2 separate regions of the Mus musculus genome follow, and region 2 is linked to region 1. Evidence: chromatin loops called from intact Hi-C (ENCODE). Cell type or tissue: heart. All regions are shown on one strand. Links, peaks and the distances in the headings refer to the core of each region. The heading gives the core; the rest is flanking DNA.

What was found. Hi-C counts contacts between places; a loop is a spot of excess contacts. Peaks named below come from ENCODE experiments on the same cell type or tissue, not always from the same donor. Only the 100,000 strongest peaks of a DNase experiment are listed, where the experiment ranks them.
Region 2: it touches region 1 in a loop (4-fold over the local background); 2 of 42 quality-filtered maps call a loop at or near these places.

Annotation. Positions count from the first base shown.
Region 1 is chr17:24,345,630-24,357,822 of GRCm38, forward strand. Abca17 (ATP-binding cassette, sub-family A (ABC1), member 17) reads right to left here and starts at 5,430. Exons shown (of 31, transcript NM_001031621.3): 1 at 5,339-5,430; 2 at 1,570-1,656; 3 at 512-773. The coding sequence starts at 1,623. It overlaps Abca3 (ATP-binding cassette, sub-family A (ABC1), member 3), which reads left to right and starts at 6,394. Exons shown (of 33, transcript NM_013855.3): 1 at 6,394-6,622. In heart, for the core only: no CTCF peak of the experiment used is centred there; DNase peaks (open chromatin) are centred at 5,382 and 6,322; H3K4me3 peaks cover 2,530 bases; H3K27ac peaks cover 2,216 bases; H3K27me3 peaks cover 2,483 bases.
Region 2 is chr17:24,407,441-24,419,633 of GRCm38, forward strand. Abca3 (ATP-binding cassette, sub-family A (ABC1), member 3) reads left to right here. Exons shown (of 33, transcript NM_013855.3): 29 at 118-305; 30 at 669-839; 31 at 1,097-1,287; 32 at 1,385-1,458; 33 at 1,829-2,764. The coding sequence ends at 1,960. It overlaps Rnps1 (RNA binding protein with serine rich domain 1), which reads left to right and starts at 7,235. Exons shown (of 9, transcript NM_009070.2): 1 at 7,235-7,294; 2 at 7,601-7,722; 3 at 10,598-10,778; 4 at 11,017-11,172. The coding sequence starts at 10,708. It overlaps D330041H03Rik (RIKEN cDNA D330041H03 gene), which reads right to left and starts at 7,073. Exons shown (of 6, transcript NR_033554.1): 1 at 6,872-7,073; 2 at 6,261-6,488; 3 at 5,027-5,134; 4 at 4,485-4,643; 5 at 2,818-2,913; 6 at 2,041-2,731. In heart, for the core only: CTCF peaks have their summits at 5,104 (motif pointing left) and 6,378; a DNase peak (open chromatin) is centred at 7,141; H3K4me3 peaks cover 3,162 bases; H3K27ac peaks cover 2,325 bases.

The DNA of each region.
Region 1 (12,193 bases), core at 1,956-9,955:
ACTGCAGCCTGGGCTGCGTCCCTTCAACCACCGCCTCATACAGTCCCCAGATTTTGAAACACTTTTGTAAGAACTCTCAGGACAAAAACTTCTAACCACACTATAAAAATGAGGCAGAGGCAGGCAGAGCCTGGTCTACAGAGTAAGTTCCAGGACAGCCAGGGCTACACTGAGAAACCATATCTCGAGAAACAAAACAAAACAAAACAAAACAAAACAAAACAAAACAAAACAAAACAAAACAAAACAAAACAAAGATGCCTTCCCAGGATGGCACAATGACCCCAACAAACCTGACAACCTCTGAGTTCAATGTTAAATTCCCGGGACCCCTGGGTGGGAGAGAAATGACGCTGGCAAGATGTCCTCCACCCTCCACTCACTCATGCGCAGGGCATGCACACATACACACATCCCGTACTCACATTCACGAGAAATAAATGTAATAAGACACATAGGGAAACAAAAAGAAAAGATAGAAATGCCCACCCTACGCAATCTTATATCTGACCTTCAAAGTCAACAGCAAAGGTTTGCTCCACCACTTCAGTGACAGCTTTTAAGGTTTCACTTTTGGAAGGGATATAAGCCAACTGAAATTTACTTTTCAGAGGATAGTTATAGAAGTATACTGGCAGTAAACTGACATCAACTGCCGGGTAGTTGGTAGATGACTTCTTTCTTGGCATACTATTCAAACGGAGATATAATACAATTGCACAAAACAGTAATGGCATCAACATTTCCAGGAGAGTTATCAGAGTCTTCCGCCTCTAAAACAGAAACAACAGCTGTGTTAACAGCAGACAAAACCCAAGTGTAACCATCTACCTAGCAAGTGTACTACTTAAAACCCTGGGCTGGACAGACCTTCTTAGTACTTTCTTGGCATGTACAAAGCATGATCCCCAGTGTTGAATAAACCAAGAGTTTTGAAGGCAGAAAGATCAGAAACTCAAGGCCATCCTTGGCTTCTTAGGAAGTTCGAGCCCATCCTTTGATGTATGAAACCCTACCTCAAAAAACAAACACCCTCATTCCGTTCCTCTCGCCTCCCTACACAAAACTCAGACGAGGGGAAAAAAGGCCGACTGGGAGCAAGCGTCTCTGTTTAGCTCTTCTAGACCATTAGTGGCTTAGACATCACAACAGGGGCTGCCTGAGAATTAGCTGAATTAAACGAAAGTTCATTATTGTTCAACTCAATATTAGTGACTGTGATGTGAAGCGGAAAGAACCTAAAATCACTTCAGGGACAGGCTTCTGGGTGTGCCTGTGGAGATTACTGTCTGTTAATTGGGATGAGAAGACTTGCTTACTGTGAGCGGAGCTATTCTCTAGCTAGGCTCTCAGACTGGCCTTTGCTTCCTAGTCAGTGTGACAGCACCAGCTGCCTCAAGCTCCTCCCACAATCGCCGTGACCCAGAGCATACCCTCTCTCTTTCACGTTGCCTTTTGTCAGGGGTGTTTTATCACAGCAACAGGAAGAGAAACGAAGACTGAAACTTACTTAACTATGCAGCTATTCCCGAGGACCCACATCTTCCCCCCAGGTAAGCAGTTCCTTACCTTTAAGATGAAATTCTTCCAGAGAAGGAGTTTTAATTTCTTCAACACCTCCATTTTTCTTTTCCCAGCTGAAGAAGAAGCTCAACACTAGTTAGGAAACAAACTGAGAAAATGTTAATGTTAAGTAGTAGTCTTTCAGCTAGACTCAGTGGCACACACCTTTAATCCCAGCACTTGGGAGGCAGAGGCAGGAGGATCTCTGTGAGTTCAAGGCCAGCCTGGTCTATATAAGGAATTCCAGGACAAGAGCCACACAGTGAGACCCTGTCTCGAATAAATAAAAAAGGCAGATTTCTTTCGCTCTTTATTAGCTTTCTTCTTGTGGGCTTTTGGAAAGCGCCTTCGTTACTTATCTTTTTCCCTATTGTTCCTTCTTGGCCTTTTTGGGCAGACCCTTCCTCCTCTCCTCAGCCTGTAAACATTAAGGTACTACAGGGCTCAGTCTCTGGACTCCTTTCCATGCCAACAACACTCACTCCACAGATGACTTCACTCTGTGTTGATGGACTCCGGTATGTTTGGACAATGTCTACTTTCATTCTCTAGCTTGGACTTGACTCAATTTCTTTTCCCAAATATTCAAGTGCGAGATATCTGTCCCACCCCCACCGTGTTTTACCTCAAAACAGACCTGGCCCACTCATGGTCCTCCTAAAACAAGTCATTGCCGACCCCTTCACCTCCCGTCTTAGAGGTCATTAATTATGGTGATCTCTTCTGAAGTGTACATGTAGGTTGTCACAAACCTATTTGTCCAGTCTTTGGAATATTCCAGAATTTGCTACCTTTCACCCTTTCACCCCCTTGATTTTTTTTCTCCAACCCAAAGATTTATTTTTCTTATCTGTAAGTAGACTGTAGCTGTCTTCAGATGCACCACACACCAGAAGAGGGCGTCAGATCTCATCATGGATGGTTGTGAGCCACCATGTGGTTGCTGGAATTTGAACTCAGGACCTTCAGAAGAGCAGTCAATGCTTTTAACCGCTGAGCTATCTCTCTAGCCCCACCCCCTCAATTCTTATCATTCCTTGCCCTGCCTGACTTTTTGCAAGAGCCATGGCAGCACAAACATGGCGTCTGATCTTGCCATTTTGCAACTTATTTTCTGTGCAATGACAAGAACAACAGAGTTCGAGTCAGATCACCTACACTCCTTCACCACAACCTCCATCTGCTTTTCATGTTTATTTTTCTTCTTAGCATATTTAAGCAAAGAAATGTTCTTTATTTCAGGACTGGGGAGATGGCTCAAGAAATGGCTCAGTGGATTAAAAATTTGCTGCGGAAAATGCTTGCAGGACCTTAGTTCAGTCCTCAGTACCCATGTGAAAGTCAGGCATGGCAGCACATGCCTGCCATCCTTGCACTAGCGGGGCAGAGGCAGGCAGATATAATGAAATATATGAGAATTGGCTCCAATTTCAGTGAAAGACCCTGCCTTTAAAAATGAGATCTGTGGACGAGAGGGTTGGCTTAGCACTTAAGAGTCCATCCTGCTTTCCTGAAGACCCAAGCTCACGTCCCAGCATCCACGTGCAGCAGCTGACAACAGCCTGCACCTACAGCTCGAGAAGATCTGACATGCTCTTCTGGCCTCTGCAGGTACTCAAACATGCATGTACATACGTACGTACCTACACACACACACACACACACACACACACACACACACACACACACACACACACACACCACAGAGGGAGGGAAAGAGTGAGAAAGAACCAGCCAGACACATAAAAATAGTAAAATAAATATTAAAATAGGATAAAGTACTTAGGAGGTGCCACTATAACAAGCTACACCTATATTAAAAACAAACAAACAAACAAACAAACATCAAATGAAAAAACAGCTGGGTGGTGGTGGTGTACGCCTTTAATCCCAGCATTCTGGAGGCAGGCAGATCTCTGGGTTGAAGGCCAGCCTGGTCTACAGAGTGAGTTCCAGGACAGCCAGGTTTACACAGAGAAACTGTCTCAAAATACAAAAAACAAACAAACAAAAAACCTTCAAATCATCGTATTGGTTTTGTCTTACTATAATGAAACGTATGAGAATAAGTAAAAGAGGTTTACAGCTTTGGAAGCTGAAAGTCCACATAGCACCAAGCTCTGGCTGTGCCAAGCTTTGGCAGTGGTCCCTGTGGTTTCATCAGCTCATGCAGATTGTACCACAATGGTAAGAAAACACACAGAACTTATATCCTAAGGCAGGATGCCAAAAGTGTGGCTGTGAACTTGAGTACCACAAGAACTGTGCAGAGAAAATCTCTTGTGCACTGTGTGAAAGTATTCCTGTCTGTAAAATAATGCTGTTTAGCCAATGGGCTCAGACAGATTAGAAGGTGGGACATCTGGCAGAGAGAGAGAGAAAGAGAGAGAAGAGAGAGATGCAAATGTCACGTGTCCAATTTACATCTATAGATAAATCTATATATTTACATAAACAGGTACAAAATTATAGAGAGAGTATTTACTGAACAAATGGCATGGGAAGAGGATGGCAGTTATAAAAAAAGTGGCCTTTTGTTTTAAAATTTGAAGAATATATTTATATAATACTTGCTAAATTTTAAATTTGTGAATATACTAATCATCTATATGAAACACCTCTAAAACTTCTAGATGATTAAAAGCTATGCAAACTACACTTGAAGCAAGATAGAGATTCACACAAAGACCACTATGGCAGTGTTGCTACAGTTTCTGTGCTGCCTGGATATTTAATAGAACAAGCCTACATAACTCACTGTCATAGTCAATGATGTACACACATTTCCGTGTGATTGTGTTTACATTAGTTTCAAATAACAATATATTCAGTTCTAACAATACATTGTTGAGGACTTTGAATTTGGTGTTAGATGGCTGTTTCAATACTTCCTTTACCAGTTTCATCTGTACTCCTCAATACACAATAAAATGAGACTTTGACACCAGACACCTACTTTGTGAGATTCTGAGGAACACGCATCACGAATACTCTCAACCTCGCCTTTGCCTAAGGGAATTCTAAGTCACCCAGCTCTGTTCCTAGATTTAGTTCTGCAGAACTAGGCTTAGGTTTGGAAAGGACTAAAGAATTTAAGTTGAAAATGGCAAGTACTGTTTTGAAAGAAAAGCGATTAAGTTTAACGTCCAGTTCCAGTCAGCCAGATTCATACACCTCCTATCATGAAATAGAGAATGGGAGAGACATTTTGGGTTGGAAGGATGATGGAGAGAAAGTCTTTGGGGACAAAGTCTTTTGGAGATGTTTACAGCACACCAATAATCCAAATCCCCACCTTGCTTTAATTGTCCCCCCATCTCCCCCAACACACACCGCTACATGCTTGTTACAACAGGCACATACTGCCATTTAAGTGCCAGGCATGATGATAATCCCTTAAGCATGCACTTTTCTCATTTCACTTTGGAAAAAAAGTGGTGGTTGTGGGGGAACCGCAACCTTTGAATACGCTATTACTACCATTTCAATTTTAGGAATGAGAAATTAAGATTCTGGAAAATACAATGACTTGAATACACTAGTGAAGGACTCAAGACCTGAAGCCAGGTCTTTGAGACTCCCTTTATTCGGCAAACTTGACTAGAGCATTTCTGGACAAGGTGTTCTAGGACCCCAGGGAACTGACCATGTACCAGGCAAGGGCTCTTTTCTTAGGGAGTCCATCTTCTGGTTAGCCATACAGGACCCTAGAGAGCGAGAGGTTATGACCACAGTGTAACTGGCATTGATTCGGAAGTCACGATCCCAGGGTTACCTTAAGGCTAGGCAGGTCTGGTCCGCAGCCCGGAATCCGGGGAGGGCTGCGCCTCACTCACCGCAGGCACCCTGTCCGTGGCCACGGGCACTGAAGGACCCGCTGGATCGCCCTCGACGACTGTTGGCCCCGCGACACGGCCACGCCCACGCTCAACCCCGCTTCTCCCGGGCCAGCCGCGCGGATGCCCAAGCTGCAGCAACCTGTGATTCCAATGCCATTCCCTCCTGCCTGGGCCGAGGGCACACAGATGTTCGCATCCTACTGTCTGAAGGAACCACAACCCCCTCCCACCTCCATGCCTGTCTACTGCCTGAAGAAATCCTAACGCCCCAATCTCCTGTCCGAGGAAACTCTACCGCCCAAGAGACCCCGACGCCCTGCCTTCTGCCTGAGGAGACCCAGATCCCTGAGAACCCCCTCCCACCCTGACTGTATTCTCCTAGTGGTGCTGCTGGGCTGGACCGTGACTTTCCCTTTCCTAGCTGTGGGCTGTCGCCTCTGAAAGGTTCCTAGACCTAACCTCACTAGGGCTTGGGTTCCTCCTGCTGAGAGCAGAAAGTAGCACTTTCTCTTGGTGACAAGAGTGAGATGGGGAGAGAGCCCTGAAGAGAAAGAGGAACTTGAATCCCGCTGCGAAAGTGAGATTCTTGATGTTACAGCCTCAACTGCTTTGAAACACATTTGTCCAGAGATGAGCTTCAGGCCAGCGACCCCGGGGCTCAGAGCCCCAAACTAACGCCTACTGTTTGCTGGACGCGAGCAAGGGCGTGCTGCACGATCAGTGGCGGATGCGGAGAAAACCCGCAGGGGCAACCCATCACGCACGCTCACCCCACCCTACAAGCGCTTGCCCACTGGAGGTGAGACCTGCGTGGAGTACTGCGCAGACGCACGATCCGGAATGTTGAACTGGGAGGGGTGCACGCGCTACGCAGAGCGCCCTCTGTCGGAGCTGGGCAACATGTGCCAGGCACTGCGCAGACGCTGAATCCAGAGCTTAGGCGAGGCTGAGCCGGCCGGGGGCAAACCCGGGGCACCTGCAGGGGCGGCCCAGTGCGCACGCGCGCTCCGACGCGCCCCCCCACCCCCTCCAGGAGCCGGAGCTTCCTGGTGCGTTCTTCCACCCGCGCCTGTCGCAGGCGCCTCCTCTCTGCCCCGCCGCCTCAGTTGTCAGCTTCGGCCGCAACCGCCCCAGCAAGGCTGGAGCAGGACCGGGAGTCTAAGGGAGGGAACCTGGCGAGAGAGCTGCGCAGACCGCCGCCACCCTGGCGCTGAGGGTCGGTGAGTGTCACTAGGACTTGTCACTCGCGCGCTAGCTCGGGGCTCTGAGATTTCCCGTCCTTGCCCGGGTCTCCACTCTGCCAGCGGGCAGCGCCCCAACCTGGGGCCTCCGAGCCCCTGCCTATCGCCGGGACCTGCGGGCTCGCGGACTGACCCTTCGTATTGCTGCAGGTGTAGCTGTCTTGGCGTCCTCATGCTGGGTGTGTCCCCGCTATAGCGGGGTCGCGGGGCTCGCAGGAACCCGCACAGACCGCTGGGTCGTTACGGGGTCTATTGTGCGGGCCTGGCAGGTGGACAGACAGCCGCCGCCCTCAGGCGCTTTGCGGGCTGCGACACAGCAGGCCGGCGGAATGCTCCAGGCTCAACCGGCCAGTGCTGGTCCTGGATGGAATTCCTCCCAGTTCTTCAAGCTTCAGCATCTTCGTTTTCATGAACTTTAACGTAGGGTTCAAGGGATGCTTTGATAGGGGTTGAAGTTGGCGAAGCCCTCAATGTGCAATACAGAACTCGGAAGGGGGAACCACAGCAACTACAGCAACTGTGCTCTGGTCAAGTGTCTCGGTGTTTGGTGTTGGTGCTCAGAATGACCGACCCCGAACTTCGACTAGTTCCTGGGGGTCAGGGCTCCAGCCTGGGGGTCAGGTCCCTGGTACTGCACGCTTGAGCTTTCCCTGTGTGTGGCCCATTTGGGCTTTGTCTTAAAAGGTATTTCTGTCTGTCCCTTTGCCTCCAGGCCTGAACGGTTCTTGTATCATAAATAGGGACTTGGTGTTTGTAACGTGAGGAGCACTCAGGAAATGCTCTCCCAATGAGTGACTGGGGCTTTGTAGTAACAATGTGGAGACCCAGGCAAGGCTTAAGGAACTGAATTCTGCCCCTGTCTCCTAAGCAGCCTTATTTCATCCAGAGAGTTTTGTTTGGTGTTGCCATTTGTAAGCTTGAAAAGACTGAAACCATTTTAGAAAGCTTGCCTCGTGGGAAGTAAGAGACAGGGTGGGGAGAGGAAAAGTTGATTTTTAAAAAAATGAGTGTCATGGGAATCCCCCTCACCCACATTGGTTTGAATTGAGCCCTTGCAAACAGATAATATCTTCCTCTAGGGCAGGCGGCATTCCACCATTCTGACAGAACAGCCTTTCAGAGCATGACCAGGTAGCTGGAGTTCTTCTTAACAAGCCACTAACTTTCCCTGTTACATTGACCAGGCTGTCACATAGAAACTATTTTGACTTGGTCTTAACTGGGAAGGCCTTAGTTTGGCCTTTATGGGCTTTATGGTTTCTCCTTCAGCCCTGCTTCTGGCAATTGGCAGGGGGTTCCTTTGATACACTGAGTCTGCCTAGAGCCACATTCTAGAACTCTCAGGTACGTTCATCAGTCTTCTAATGCGCAAGGCTCCAGGCATGATTCTGAGTCACTAGATGATCCCTGCCCGTAGAGATCTTCAAATGGCACTAATTTACTCACAAGAAAGTGGCTTCAATCAGAAGCAGGCCTGGCCAAATGGGTCAGTGAATTAAGGTGTCTAACAATCAAACCCGACAGGTTGAGTTAGATCCCAGTGACTCACGAGATAACAGAGGGCCAGCTCCAGCAAGTCGCCCTTGACCTCCACACAGACACCATGGTACATGCATGCCCCCCACCACAGCACAGAGAAATAAATACCGTGTTTGGTTTTTATTAAAGAATGGGCTAAGTGGTACAGGACACATCCAGAATAGATGCCACCCGTGTCTAAAGGAGTAGGAGAGCTGAACTGAGAATGCAAGATAGAGTTGTTCCAGAGAAATGTTCATGTGCCCAGCCAGAGCCTACAGTCTTCATGGGTAGGCCTCAGACTGAAGTTTCTATCTGAAAACACCTCTAGAAGGTTCTGCTCTGCAGTTAAGATGAAGAACTTCTCCTTATCAGAGGCAGCATTCACAGGGCCTGGCTCTGAAGTAGGCTAGGAAATGATAGGGTCTCATCAGTTAGAGCAGTGTGTTGGATGATACTCTCAACAGACTGACGTGGTGAAGGCCCATTCTGTGTGTGGAGTGAAAGGCCTGTGGCCCATTCCTGCATCAGTGCCATTCCCTGGGAATAGCACAAGGCCTGGCGTCAACAGGCCAGTGGTCACCTTTGCAGAAGCTGTAATGAGCTCCTTGCTGCTGCACTTGTTACTGAACATCCATGGTTACCTCTCTGGGGACGCCTGTTGCTTCATGACCTCACTCCCCATGCCTAGGAGGGCAGAAAAGCTGGCTATCCAGGGAATGGGACCGGGGCTGTAGCATGGGAATTAGGCAGGAAAGCAAGCAACAGCACGCATTTTGTAGAATTCTTTTTGTAGAGCCTGCTTTGGGACACATCTTTCGCCTAAAATACACCTTGCTGATTCTTACCAAGAGCTTCTAAGGAGACCCACTGTTTTCAGCTCTGGATAAAGCAGGCAACGATGAGTTCCAGAAATTGCACTTCTCTACCTGGGCCTGCAGAATGGATCACCCAGTTTTAGACCTGGCTTCCTCGGGCTCTAGAACAGAAGCTGTGGTTTGCAGGCTGGGCTCACCCAAGCCACATAAAGGCCACTGTGTAAACAGGTCATCCCGGTGCTTCCTCTTGTGTGCTGCTGTGTAGAAAAGAGTTTGAGAGTGTCCGTGTGTGTCTGTGTGTGTGTCCGTGAGAGTGTGTGTGTTCGTGTGTGTGTGTGTGTGTGTGTGTGTGTGTGTGTGTGTGTCATCTGATAGTGAATCCTGACAAATGAATCTAGAAACATAGATGAGTATGGACCTTTTAAAGAGACATGAGGTGAGGCCCTGTGATAGTGACACAGACCTTTAATCCCAGCACTCAGGAGGCAGAGGTAGGCGGATTTCTGAGTTCGAGGCCAGCCTGGTCTACAGAGTGAGTTCCAGGTCAGCCAGGGCTACATAGAGAAACCCTGTCTCAAACACACAAGAGAGATAAGAGGTAAAGTTAACATGATTAAAATCTTCCAACATTATTAATAAGACAAAGAATTATAGCATAAACAAGCCCTGTACATTGAAAGCTCTGAGGTCAGGCTCATGTGTCCCTAGCATTTGAAACCTGGTTCTAGGTCTGTCTGTTTCAGAAACCAACTGCTGTTGAGTGTACAAATAAACAGGACACACCTGCGTGGGCACAGACCTGCGCTTGGGTCTGAGCTCATTTACGTGCCATGCAAATACTCTGGGTGGATTCCGGCAGGAAAAAGGAAAAGCACAAATTCTGGCCTTGAATGGTTTTTGGCCTAGATCTGCAGATGTGACACTCAGATAGCACCCTTGGTAGCGGAATATAATTATTAACAATCTTATGCTTGTCAGCTTTGAACATTGATTAACTTCACACGCCAACTGAAGCTTCCCCTCTCTCTTCTCCCAGTCCCTTCCTCCCCAGACATGCCGCCCCCACCCCTGCCGGCCGCCCCTCCTCCCTTTCCCTTCAGAACAGGGGAAGCCGTCCTTGGATATCAAGCAGTCTTGGAATACTAAGTTGCAGTAAAACTAGGTGTGTCTTCTCCTACTGTGGCTAGACAAGGCTGCCCAGTTAGAGGAAAGGGATCTAAAGGCAGGCAACAGAGTCAGAGCCCTTACTTCTGCTGTTAGAGGGTACCACATGAAGACCAAACTACACAGCTGTAATGTATGTGCAGAGGGCCTACGTCAGGCCCACGCAGGCTCCCTGGTTGGCAGTTAATCTCTGTGAGCCCCTATAGACCCAGGTTAGTTGATTCTGTGGGTCTTGTGATGCTGCTTATCAGCTTTTTGTTGCTGTTGTAAATACTTGAGGCAGTTTTTATCTAAAAGGCGTATTTTGGCTCGTAGTCTTAAAGGTCTCAGCCCATGACCAGTTGGCCCGTAGCTTTGAAGCTTAGTAAGGTAGCACACAGTGGTGAGGGACCTGGAGCAGATGAAAGCTACAGACACCATGGTTGGATCCCTAGAGTTCTCAAAGGAGTTACAGCAGTGTGAGACCTCCTATCAGGCTCTCGCCTATTAACATTTCTACCAATAGTACCAAGCGAGGGACTCTGCCTTTAACATATGAGTCTTTAGAGGACACTTGAGATACTAACCATAGCTCATCGATGTTCAGACATTCTCACTAGTATGCTGGGTTTGGCATGGATTGTTTGAAAGCTCTAATTCTCATGCCTTGTTACCTTTTCCTTGAGTATGGGGGTTTGGTGAGGGAGAGATTTTTTTTTCAAGGAGGATGTGTCCATAGATTTGTATTTGTGTGTGTGTGTGGTATGTATGGTTGGGGTGTGTGTCTTTGTTTGTGTTTGTATGTGTGGTGTGGGTGTGTAGTGTGTGTCTGTGTGTGTAGTATGTGTGTGTGTGGTGCAGAGGTGTATGTGTATAGTATGTGGGTAGGGGTGGAGGGTGGTGGTTGGGGGGTGTGTGTGGTGTGTGTAGTATAGTGCGTGTATGGTATGGGCGTGTGGTTGGTGTGTATATGTAGTGTGTATATGTGTAGTATGTGTATGTTTGTAGTGTGTGGGGTGGTGGTGGTGTGTGTGAGGTGTGTGTGGGGGGGTGTGGGGTGTGTGTGTGTGTGTGTGTGTGTGTGTGTGTAGGCCAGAGGTCAACTGTGGTGTTTTCTTCTATTGCTTGCTACCTCATTTTTTGAGACAGGACCGTGACTGGACCTGCACCTCACTAGTGTGGCTGTCTTTATGCCCCCATCCTCCATTGGTTTCCACTCCAGCACTGGGTTATGGACACCCATTCTCGTGTACAGCTTTTTGCGTGGGTGCGTGGGTTCCGAACTGAGGTCCTTCTGTTTATGTAACAGGCAGTTTACCCAGTGACATCTCCTCAGCCTGAATATGTTTATACCTTTTTTAAAGATTTGTTTTTATTTTCCTTGTATGAATGTTTGTCTATGTGTATACATGTGCATCATGTGTACCCGTGGTAGCCAGAACCTGCATCAGCCCACCTAGAACCAGAGTTACAGAACACTGTGAGCTGCCACATGGATGCTGGGAACCTAACCTGGTCCTTTGCAAAAGTAGTCAGTGCTCCTGGCTGCAGAATCAGCTCTCTGGCCCCTATTTTTTTTAAAGGCTATTTCACATATTACTTTCACACAGTTATTTGTTATTTTAAATTTTTTAGAGGTCTCAGGGTTTGGACATTTGATGAAAGAAAGCCACACGCCCTCCTTTTTAAATTGGCCAGTAAGTTCCGAGCTAGCTTGTGAACCCTGTGTCACCACTTCCCAGATACCTATGAAGTTTGTAAAGCTTTGGTCAGTCTCTTGTGACACATTTTATTACTTTTGTTTCTGCAGTGTGTATATGTGCCTGGGTGGGGAAATCGAAGGACAATGTCTGAGAGTCAGTTCTGTCCATCTAGCACAGGTTCCTGGGGTTTGAGCGGGTCCCCCAGGGTTGGCAGCAAGCACCTTTAAATTCCCTGCTGTCTTACCTGCTCTGTCTCTTTTTAAAAACCACATCCATGATACTTTTTTAAACGGTATCTTGAATATGGAAATGTTACACCTGGGATGCTTAAGTAAACTCCCAAGAACTGCCTGGCCACCACCCGTGCT
Region 2 (12,193 bases), core at 2,664-10,663, 63 kb after region 1:
ATGTAGATGGAGAATAGGCATCGAGGACTGCCTCTATAGGCAGGCACCATGGCCAGGGGGGTCCTCTGAGAGATGAGCTCTCTAACCTGTTCCCTCCCACACCATATTCTAACCCAGGTGCGGCAGCGGATGGGCTACTGCCCCCAGTTTGATGCACTGCTTGATCACATGACTGGCAGGGAGATGCTGGTTATGTATGCACGGCTCCGAGGCATCCCAGAGCGGCTCATCAATGCCTGTGTGGAGAATACTCTGCGGGGTCTGCTGCTGGAACCGCACGCCAACAAACTAGTCAAGACTTACAGGTGCGACCTATACTCACCCTCTGTTCCTGAGAGGAGCCCTGGCCTTCTCAAAACAGTTTAGGGTCCCTTATAGAGCGCAAGGTCAGTGGCTCGGAACCATCCGAGATGTCTCAGACTAACTTACTATATGGGGGCACTTGCCTGTCATTTCCTGCTAAGACAAGCTGACTGGCCATGCAAGGACCCCTGGTCCCAGCTCTCTCTAGGGCCTCCAGCCCCGTGCAGTGGGCTTTCCAGCACTATTCACCTCTTTTCTCTCAGCCCGGGTGTTCTAGAGTCCTTGGGTGTGGGGTTTGACTGGGAGCAAGAGTATTTGTATTAATTACTGACCTTGCCTCCTGCCTGTCACCCATCCACCCCCAGTGGTGGTAACAAACGCAAGCTAAGCACTGGCATTGCCCTCATTGGAGAGCCTGCAGTCATCTTCCTGGATGAGCCATCGACCGGCATGGACCCAGTGGCCCGGCGTCTACTCTGGGATACTGTAGCCCGGGCCCGAGAGTCTGGCAAAGCCATTGTCATCACCTCCCACAGGTAGAGAGTTTGGGCATCTGTGGGTCAGTGGAAGAGCCAGAATGGGTGGCTGGGATGGGACCAGATGAGCAGAAGATATGGCAACAGCTAGTGCAGCTAGGACATTCCCCAGGCTCTGCATGTGGTTACTCTCAGCACGGGGAATCAGAAATGGCCTGGTCTGGGCACAGATCCTCTCCTGTCTGCACAAGACTTTGTCATTCAGGGTGGGCATCGGCCTCCTCCGGCACTGTCTCAGGCCTCCACCCTTTCCCCAGTATGGAGGAGTGTGAAGCCTTATGTACCAGGCTGGCCATCATGGTACAGGGCCAGTTCAAGTGCCTGGGCAGCCCACAGCACCTCAAGAGCAAGTTTGGCAGCGGCTACTCCCTGCAGGCCAAGGTCCGGAGCGAGGGGAAGCAAGACGCGCTAGAGGAGTTCAAGGCCTTTGTGGACCTGACCTTCCCAGGTGTGTGACGGTGCTGGGCCGGCCGGGCCCCACCCACCTGTCCCCAAGGACCCCAGGCCTAATCCCCAACCTGACCTACCTGCTCTCTTCTCTGCAGGCAGCATCCTAGAAGATGAGCACCAAGACATGGTCCATTATCATCTGCCTGGCTGTGACCTCAGCTGGGCCAAGGTGAGTGCAGGCCCCAGAATCCCTCAGGGTGCTCACAGGGACCAAGAAGGAACTTGTAGGATTCTCCCTGCTATGGTAACTCCAGGTTCTTTTCAGGTAGAGTCATTCTAATTCTCCTCTGCTGCTCGCCCTGATATGGGCTGGGTTTGGGGTTTTGTATGTAAAATATTTGAGGTGGAAGAAAATCAAAGTTTGCATGCAAGGAAACTGGCCCAGAGATGGGACACAGTTTACCCTCATGGGAGTGACTTCTCCAGGGGCTCTAGGACAACAGTGGGCAATGGCAGAGTGAGGTCCAGCTTCCCATTCTCAGAGGACTCGCCTTATGGGACCTGGGCTCTCTCACCAATAGCTTTTCTGTTTCAAAAAGGTATTTGGTATCCTGGAGAAAGCCAAGGAGAAGTATGGAGTGGATGATTACTCTGTGAGCCAGATCTCCCTGGAGCAGGTCTTTCTGAGCTTTGCCCACCTACAACCCCCCACCACTGAGGATGGCCGGTGAGGAGCTCTGCTGCCTCCAGAGCACCAGGCGTGGAAGGGGCAAATCGTGCTTAGCCGTGCGTCCTCTCCCTCCCAGTTTCTCCTTTCTTTCATTTTTAATCACTCTTTTCTATGATGGACATGAAAAACAATCAAGGTGATATGCACAAAGTGGACCATGTGTGTCTGTCAGTGCCTGCAGGCAGGAGTCAGCATGCAGGTTTCCACTCCTGAAGTCAGGTCTCTGGAACCACAGTCCCAGACCCCATCCTGCTGTGCACACAGACAGGCCTTGGTCCCAGCTGGTACTGCAGCTAGCCTGGGGGATTGAGCTTCTTTCCAGTGCTTATCCAGAGAGACCCCAGGGACCTGTCTATGTTTACATATGACACTAAGCTCCCCTAGGGGGGGAAAGAAAGCCAACAGGGTTGAGCAGCAACAAGGACTTCCAGGCTGCCAGGAATGAGCAGCAAAGTTGCAAATACCTTCATGAAGGGAAGATACTGGCTATGACTAGGTGCTGAGACCATTGGCTCCCAATGCAACTGCACAGGCATCCTTGGATGTCAATGTTCCTTCCAGTATGGACAGTGGACCGGGCTGATCTGATCCTGAGCCAGATGTCATCCCACAGAGCATCGGCAGCACAAGAGAGAGCTGTGGCCAGACTTGAAGCACATCCTCTGTTCCTAGCTCTGTGCCTTCAAGAAGTCACTGGCCACAGGATTGTCAGGGACCACTACAGGGCTGAGTAGTGTCATCTCTTGAGGATACACTTAAACATATTGTGATTCTATAAAAAATAAAGGATAAGGGGACATGACCAGTCTTTGAGTCATACATATGATATGAGGAGGGGTCATGGGACTAGATCATTACCTTCCAGTTCCACATCCAATATGGCTTTCATACCAAGTTTCAAACAAAAGCAGGAGTTGGCTTTCCTAGCAGAGAGGAAGCTTACAGGATTCACTGCTGTGAAGTGAAGGATTAGGCATGAATTACTTTCCTTGTGATAAAATACTTGATCGAAGTAACTCAAGGAAAGCTGTGTTTTGGCTCCTGATTCAAGGGCACAAAGGGACAAAGCTGTGGCCCTGGCAGCTAGGAGGGATTGGCCATGCCGCATCTGCAGGTAAGGATGCTGGCCCTCACCCTTGACTCCCTTCTTTTCAGTCCAGGACCTTAGACTGTGGAATGTTGTCACCCACATTTCTCATAGCTCAGTCTGCCAAGGCAGACACTGGCACTAGAAGGGAAAGGGAAATTGCAGGTCAGACCTCTCACCTCAGTACAACCTAGAAACTCAAACATGTTACTGTGGTGATTCTAAACCCCATCAAGTTGATTATCATCACAATGCCCAAAGGCAAATAAAAAGTGGGTTCTGTCTACACCAAGCAGACAGTATGAACTAGTGCAAGATAAAAAGTGGGTCCTGTCTACATCCAGGCAGACAGTATGAACTAGTGCAAGATAAAAAGTGGGTCCTGGCCAGATGGTAGTGGCGCACGCCTTTGATCCCAGCACTCGGGAGGCAGAGGCAGGTGGATTTCTGAGTTCAAGGCCAGCCTGGTCTACAAAGTGAGTTCTAGGACAGCCAAGGCTATACAGAAAAACCCTGTCTCGAAAAACAAAACAAAACAAAACAAAACAAAACAAAAGACAAGTTGTTTTATTGTTTTAATTTTTTCAATATTTATTTCCATGTATGAGTTTTGCCCACCAGGATGAGCATGAATCTCATTATGTGCATAAGTGTTCTCAATCACTGAGCCATTGCCCCAGTTTCTCTAGTGTTTTGAGACAAGATCTTACGATGTAGCCCTGATTAGCCTGAAACTCTCTGGAGACTAGGCTACCTTCAAACTCAGAGATCTCCCTATTCCTGCCTCCCAAATACTGGAATTAAAAGCATGTGCTACCACACTAAGCAACGATGTTTTTAGCCAGTCTCTGAAACATTTATTTATAGAACTTCAAATTAGTTTCCATAGCACATATGCCTTTAAAAAGTCTTCAAAGCTGGATATGGAGGCAGAGCCTGGTGAGGCTCTATACAAGCTCCAGGACAGCCAGGGCTACCCAGAGAAACCCTGTCTCAAAACCAAATAAACAGATCCACCTGCTTCTGCTTCCCAAGGGCTGGGAGTGAGGTGTGAGCCACCCCACTCAGCCCTTGCTTGTCTTTTTCTATTTTTTGTTTTGTTTGAGACAGGGTCTCTCTATTATGCATTATGGCATTTAAAAAAAGATTTATTTAAGTATCTGAGTGTCCTATCTGTATGTACACCTGCATGCTAGGAGATGGCATCAGATCCCATTACAGATGGTTATAAGCCATCATGTGGTTGGTGGGAATTGATTTCAGGACCTCTGGAAGAGCAGTCAGTGCTCTTAACCCCTGAGCCATCTCTCCAGCCCCTGTTGTTTTGTTTTTTGAGACAGGGTTTCTACGTATAGCAGCCCTGGCTGTCTGAAACTCACTCTGGACCAGGCTGACTTTGAACCTTGAGAAAAGAAAGAAGGGAGCATAGAGTACTTACCAAGGCTCAAATGCCCTCAATTGCGGCCAGCAATTCATGTGTCTTCCAGCAAACTGGGGCTACAGATACCCTGGGTCCCCGGAAATCCTAGCTTGGTGGCCCTTAGCCATCTTGGCCTCCATAGGTTAGCAACATGCTGGGATAAGTAAGGCTCAGACTCTTGGAAGAAAAGAAAGAAGGGTCCAAAGATTCAGTTCTCACAATCTTTCTGCTAATTCTCAAAATAGTAAAAGCCAGGAAGCTCAGCTTTCAGAGCTCAGCAGCTTGATGGTACACTTGATTTATAAAGCCCAGGATATTTAGCAACAAATTTTTTTTTTTTTTTTTTTTGGTGTTTTTGAGACAGGGTTTCTCTGTGTAGTCCTGGCTGTCCTGGAACTCACTTTGTAGACCAGGCTGGCCTTGAACTCAGAAATCCAACTGCCTCTGCCTCCCGAGTGCTGGGATCAAAGGCGTGCGCCACCACACCCGGCTTAGCAACAAATTTTTATCAACACCTCTGAGTAAATCATGCTTTAGATTTAATTTATGTTAAAACTTACATACGTGGGCTGGAGAGATGGCTCAGTGGTTAAGAGCACCGACTGCTCTTCCAAAGACAATGAGATCTGATGCCCTCTTCTGGTGCATCTGAAGACAGCTACAGTGTACTTAGATATAATAATAAATAAATCTTAAAAAAAAAAACTTACACATGTGCCAAATTAAATTACATACTTACATACATGCCAAATTAAATTACTTTGAACATTAGGGGAAAAGCAGGGGAGAAGCTGTTAGCCCAGCTTCTTCGGTCCTCACCAGCCATCTGGGGTGACCCCAGATTTCTAGGGTTTCTAGGGTGTCCGTGCTGTTCTGGACCAAAAACTCTATTAGCCTCTCTAATCACAGACACCATTAATCTTCACAGAATGGTACATGCTCCCTGTGTGAGCATTACTACATCATCACAGGGCCCTTTCCCTACAAGAACCGGCTGAAGTCCCTGGACCACTGCTCTTCTGACCCACTGAGATGGTTAATCTTGGTTGTCAACTTGATTGGATTCAGAATTAACGCACCTCGGGGCACACCGGTGAGGGAGCTTTGTGATTAAGTGTGAAGGCCCAACCTGAACCTGACCAGCACTTCCCAGTGTCTTTGTAGGCAGTGCGAGATTTGCTTTTGTGGCTTTTCTCTCACTAGTCCGTCTACCTTTTTGCTGCCATCTTTCACTGACATCAGGGCCCAGCTTCTTCAGCCTTCCAACTAGTGCTGAAGACCAGGAACCCGCCATGATTTCAGCACCAGATTAAGACTACAAGGACATGTAGTTTCTTAGAAAGCTACTGGCTCTCAGCCTTTCTAGTGTGAATAACCCAGACTGGATGATGTAAGTGAGGGTCATCGTTTATTTGTTCCGTTCCACCAGAGAACAGCTAGCATCCACTTACCACTCATGTCTGACCACAGCAGACACAACAGCAATGCAAGAAAATCAGCTTATCCCTAATATCCTATACATTAAATAATCTTAAATCCAACAAGGGTACCAGACCAAACTGTCTAGATCTGCTAACCCCACCCCAAAAAATGAATACCTCAGGAAAGCAGACTTCAGAAGCAGGCTCCTCTTCCTGACTGTCCCACAGGACACACCCAGCTCCTTGGACCGAGATAATCTCTTCTCTCCATCTCTCCGGGATCACCAAAGTGCACATTGGCCACTTTCCTATCTTTCACAGCAATATGTAATCCAAATCTAAGTCACCTTTGTACCTTCCTCCTGAAGCTCACCTTAGCTCTGTTCCTCTTTCTTCGTTCCTGCCTCAAATCTACTTAGATAACCGCGGGGATTGTGTGCATATCCCTTTCTTCCGCAAATAACGGAGCAAGAATGTGCTAGGCAAACCGGGCGGTGGCGCTCGTCTTTAATCCCAGCAGTTGGGAGGCAGAGGCAGGCAGATTTCTGAGTTCTAGGCCAGCCTAGCCTGGTCTACAGAGTGAGTTCCAGGACAGCCAGGGCTACAAAACAAACAAACAAACAAACAAAAGAATGTGTTGGCAAAGTCGGGAGGCGGGGCACTACGGCGGGTGCTACTCTTTAGCCTCGTGCAGAGACCAGATCCTCTATGTCCTTGCTAAGAAGTTACTGACGTAACCCCGGTATAGACTAGCGTGCCTCTTCTTCTCCCAGCGATCCTGAACGCCTTTGCTGTTCCTTCTGCCCCACGCATTCTTGTCAGAAATGTCTCCTGGGAGAAACCTCCTTCAACATTTCCTCAAACTTTTTTCCTTTCTGGCCTCATCGGCCGCCCGCTACACCCAGTCAGCTGTATCCCACCAGCACAGAGACCATATCTATGCAATCACCACTAACTACCAGAGACTTGACCATAGGAACTCACCGTCCGTACCAGCCTGTCCCTTTACTACAATAACGCGGCCTCAGCAGGGTGCCTTAGATCCTAATGACAGCAGAGGCAACCCGAGTAGCTCCATCCACACAGATCCGGTAGGCGCCAAAGAGCACAAACCTCTGGTGCCGGTCAGCCAATCATCGCGCGCTTCAGAATGAGCAAAACAAGTCCAGGAAACTTTAGACCAGTCGGGGAGGGGGGGCGGGGGGGGGGACCGTAGGCGCTACGACGCTCCGCCCACACACAGTTGCTGTCCTTTAGTCCTCCACCGCTAACTTGCATTGGCTGAGTGTGCTTACGTCATCGTCGCGCGACGACGGCTGCGCCTTCCCGCTTCTCACCTCTGACGACAAAGTTGCGCCGGCGTCCTGGTCTGAGAAGAGCGGGAGGAGGTGGCGGCCTTGGGAAGATGTAAGTCGGGGTAGGAATCCGGCTGCATCCGACCTCCGGGGACCTTCTGCCAGGCTTGGCGGGGCGCATCGTGGAGCCGGTTGCGTTCCTCAGTGCGGCAGAGGCCCGCCGGCGAGGAACAGAGCCCGAGGAGAGAGTGTGGTTCAGGTCGGGCGGAGTGGGAGGTGTCGAGGCCGCGGCCCGGAAGTGGTCGAGGCGGTCACCGACGGAAGGGTGATCCCGCACGGTTCGCTCGGCGGCGACCCGCTTTAGCCTGCAGGACTCCAGCAGCTGCGAGCCCTGCCGCTTCTCTTGTTTTCTTGTCAGGCTGGAGACCTAGGCTCGCCACACCGGGCCCGACCTGAGTAGTGAGTGGAGAAAGAGGGTGGGAGGCGAGGTCGATGTCTGTGGCCGGAGCGGACGGTGCAGATTGCGAGCCGGCCTAAAAGGTTGGTTTCCTTTAAAGATCTCTTTCCACGAGTGTCTGTCGGAATCCAGTGTGCAGTTCTCAGTTCTGGGCATTGAGGATCCGTCCTAGGATGGACCGAGCACGGTTACGGAGCTCAGCGGGAGAGGATATGGGAAGGTTATGGTTGATGGTAGAGACGTGGTGGAGGCTTGCTTTCTCTACCTTGTGTTACTTCGTAGGCACTGTGTCTCCGATGTGCTTTTATATGTAGAGAGTGCTTTCAGATTGCCAAGACGCCCTCTGCTCGAGATTTAACCATTTGTTTTCTCCTCTCTCTGACTGTTGGACGCACACCTTTCCGGAGGATGGGAGAGGTGACCAAGGTCCTGAGCTGTTACCTGAGCTTGAGTGAACAGAGACCCTCACCTTTGCTTTCTAGCACTCGACCACACCCAGCAAAGAGTTCGCTTACGCCGCAGTTCATAATTTGTAGACTGCTTAACAATGGGTTCTGCCTGTTTCATAAAGTACATTCCAGCAGGTCGGGGTGCGGGTGCACAAGGGTGATCTCTACCCTTTGTCACTGGTATGAAGCACTTGAATAGTAACCCAAACCCCAAAAGTACATACCAGATTTAAATGACTTAGTATAGAAAACCCACAAGAAATTTAGTAATTTTATGTTGATTATATGTTACAAAGGTAATGTTCATTTTGTTAAAAACTAGTTTTGGGACCCACACACTGCCTTTAATCCCAGCACTCAGATGGCAAGTCAGAGTTTGAGGCTAGCTTGATCAACCTAGGCTAGCCAGGGCTGCCTAGTGAGACCATGTTTCAATAGGGGGGAAAAAGCCTTTAATTTTGGACTGTCAGTACTTGTGAATGGTAGAGGTCTTGTTGAGTATACTGGGCTCAGTGTTACTTCGTGTAGCCTTGCCTGTCCTGGAAGTAGACCAGGACAGACCTTTGAACTCGAGAGCCTCATTTCCCAGTTCTTGTTTCTAAAAAAAATAAGAAAGGTTTCACTAACTTTTGTGACTTGGCTGAAAGGAGATTAAAGGGTGTGCTCATGGTTCACACTCATGGACAGTGCTGCTTTTAGTGATCTCATCCAAAAGTCAGCTGAGCTGTAACACAGTTAACTAAGCAGCCAGAAATCAAACTTACCACTGAGCTTTTAGCTGGGTGCCTTGCCAGATTGATAGATTGATTTAGCCAAGCAAGGTTTAGGGAGCTAATTGTCAGGATTACTTAACTTGGTAGTATGCTTTTGCCTGTTGTGCACAAAGCCCTGGTTTCAGTCTCCAGCTCCATATCGAAAGCCTATAATCCCAGGCGGAGGCAGGAGATTCAAGTCATCCTACATAGAACATTTGAAGCCAGCCTGGGCTAGAGACCTTGTCTTTAATAGAATAAGCCTTTGGTTCCTGTACTCAGGAGACAGGAAGGATGAGTCCCAGCAAGGTGTCATGGTACACAGCTTTAATCCCAGCACTTGGGAAACAAAAGTGGGGGAATCTCTGTGACAGCCAGAGCTACAGGATAGCAAAAAAAAAAAAAAAAATTAAGAATGAGTGCCACAGCTGGACAGTGGTGGCACAGGCCTTTAATCCCAGCACTTGAGAGGCAGAGGCAGGTGGATTTCTTGAAGCCAGCCTGGTCTACAGAGTGGGTTCCAGGACAGCCAGGACTGCCCAGAGAAACCCTGTCTCGAGAAAAAAAAAAAAAAAGACTTGAAGCCTGAAACACAGGCTTGCTTGCTTGCTTACTCCAGACCATGGAAGATAGCTGAAAAGATATAGTCCTGGAAAGAAGCTAGATAGGTAATCATTTGCCATTTCTATTTGTCAAAGTAGTGGAAGGGAACTGTTCTCATGAGCTAGACTTATTCAGCAGCATTTAGAAGGGCCCTGTTTCTGAAAAGATGTATTCTCGCCTTACACTTGAGGAAGGTGAGGAAGAAGAGTTAGGATGTATCCTGAGGCCTTTTTTTGTATTTTGCTCCAAGAGAAGTCCCAGGGAGAATTAGCTGTCTTTAGTTGAGTACTTACTGTTACGTGGCATTATTGCTAAACCCTTAACACTGCCTATAAGATCTCAACCCATTCAGAGGTTTCAACAGTTGTGCCTACCTGACTGCTGACTAGATCTACCAAGTCACATTTTCCCCTTATTTGTTTATGGTTTACCTACCTGACAGTCTTACTTTTTTTCTTGCCTTTTTCTTTTTTTTCTTTTTTTTTCCTCCCAGGCAGGGTTTCTTTATGTCGCTTTGGCTGTCCTGGAATAGCTCTGAATCAGCCTGCCTCTGCCTCCCCTGTGCTGTGGTTGAAGGCTTGCACCGCCGCTCCAGCTTTCGGTTCTGTCTTAGTGCTCTCCTGTGAGGTTTTGCACGTTGTGTTGTGTTGAGTAATGTTTTGATGCTTGTCACTCAAAGTGCCAGCTACTCGTTACTCATTGTATCCTTAAAGAAAACAATGCCAATAAGACAAATCTGGGTTTTTCTCCTCTGAGGCCATTGTGGTGTCTAATATTTTGAAAGCCATCTACAGGTGGCTGGTTCATCATCAAACTTGGTGAACTCTAGTGTGGGACAGGCCCTAAAAAACCAAATGTAGCTACAATTACCTCTCCCACTTCATTAAGGAAAACAAAGAAGAATCTTAATATGCCTGTACCTTAGACATGTAATACATTTTGCCTTTCTTTCTCAAATAAAAAACCTAAGGTGGCCTCTAAGAGTAGGAAAGGCCTCCATGGCGCGCTAATGAGGGCCCTGGGTGTCAAGGCTGTGTGGACACTTGCTGTTTGCTGTGCTTCTGTCCTGTGTGCTCAACGGTCTTTGATGCAAAATAGAGTTGATGCTTTGTCAATTGGTTTGCTCTATTTCAATCCTTTTATCTTGTTACTAGGCTGCTCTTTGGCGTAAATTGCAATCGATTAGGGATCGTTTCTCAGACTCAAGTTAGAAGTGAGAGTTCAGATAAGTGAGGCCGACATTGCTGCCTTGAAGAAGGGGAGAATGGATTTATCAGGAGTGAAAAAGAAGAGCTTGCTAGGAGTCAAAGAGAATAATAAAAAGTCCAGCACTAGGTAATCCTCTGTAAGATTTTTTTCTAGTGCTATTTTGGGGGTGCTTGCTGTTTAAGGACCCTAGGAAAGGGGAGATTTTTGTTGTTGTTGTTCTACAGTGCGTGCCCTAATTCACAGATGATTTTGCTCTGTGATCACCTGGGATGTTAGTAATCCTTTTGGACCGCACTACTGGGTTGTGCTATCTCAGGGTTTGGTCAGAAGGGCTTGCAACCTCACATTCTATCTTATCATGCAGGGCTCCTTCTCCTACCAAACGCAAGGACCGATCTGATGAGAAGTCCAAGGATCGATCTAAAGATAAAGGGGCCACTAAAGAGTCAAGTGAGAAGGATCGTGGCAGAGATAAGACTCGGAAGAGACGCAGTGCTTCAAGCGGAAGCAGCAGTACCAGGTGGGGCAGAGGGAACCATGTCTTCCTTCACTGTGAAGCCCTCCAAGAACTTCTTTGGGGGAAAGGGGTGACACGTGTGTGTTGTGAAGGCCAAAAGTATGTTAAATTTCTTCCTTTGGGGAGGTGTGAAGGCCATCTGCTCTTCCATGTTCCCACAAACAAACAAACCTAGGTCCAGTTCAGCAAAGTTCACTCTAGGAAATCAGTGAGTTTACCAGGCTTCCAGTGCAGTGGGTGAAGGATAATTGGCAGGAATGTGGGTGGTAACTGCCCTGTGAATGTTCCCTCCCCACAGTCCCCTACTTAAAGCCTTTGCCTGAGACCTGAGGACCTGTGCAAATAGGGCAGAATTACAACTGGTTTGGAGGGGTGGCTGGATACTCCAGTGAGGGTCCCTTGACCCTGTCCCTTCCAAGAGAGACAAGCCCAGTGTGATGATCGTTAGTGAGCAAGCCCAGTTGAAGTGAGAATGACAGCAACTTTTCTGCGAGGGTAGTCCTGTATGTGTGGCTCCCTAAGAGCTGTCTGCCTAGCTTTTCCATACAGGATTTCATTGCTTCCTGCAGCTTGCCAATTGAATTGAGCTGGTTGCCCAAGGGAAGACTACGTTGTCTTAACTACATTGAAAACAGACCCTAGAGTTGTTGATAAGACCCTAATATAGCATGCAGGTTTTGTTTCATTATATATGTTATGTGGTCTTGCTGTGTAATGTGTGTTTGTGGATATAAACTCTCCTATGATACTAAAGTGTGATGTTTGGATAATGGATGAATTGTTTCTCTTGCAAGTATGTATTCATCCTGAAATGAGAATGACTGGCTTCAGGCTGGAGCCTTTTTTTTTTTTTTTAAACTGTGTTTATACATGCATACCATGTGTGTGCCTGGTTGTCACACAGGCCAGAAAGGTGCATTGGGTCCCCAGAAACTAGAGTCACAGGCAGTTGTGAGCTGCCATGTGGGTGCTAGAAACCAAACCTGGTTCCTCTTACCTGCAGAGACATTTTTCAGCTCCCAGT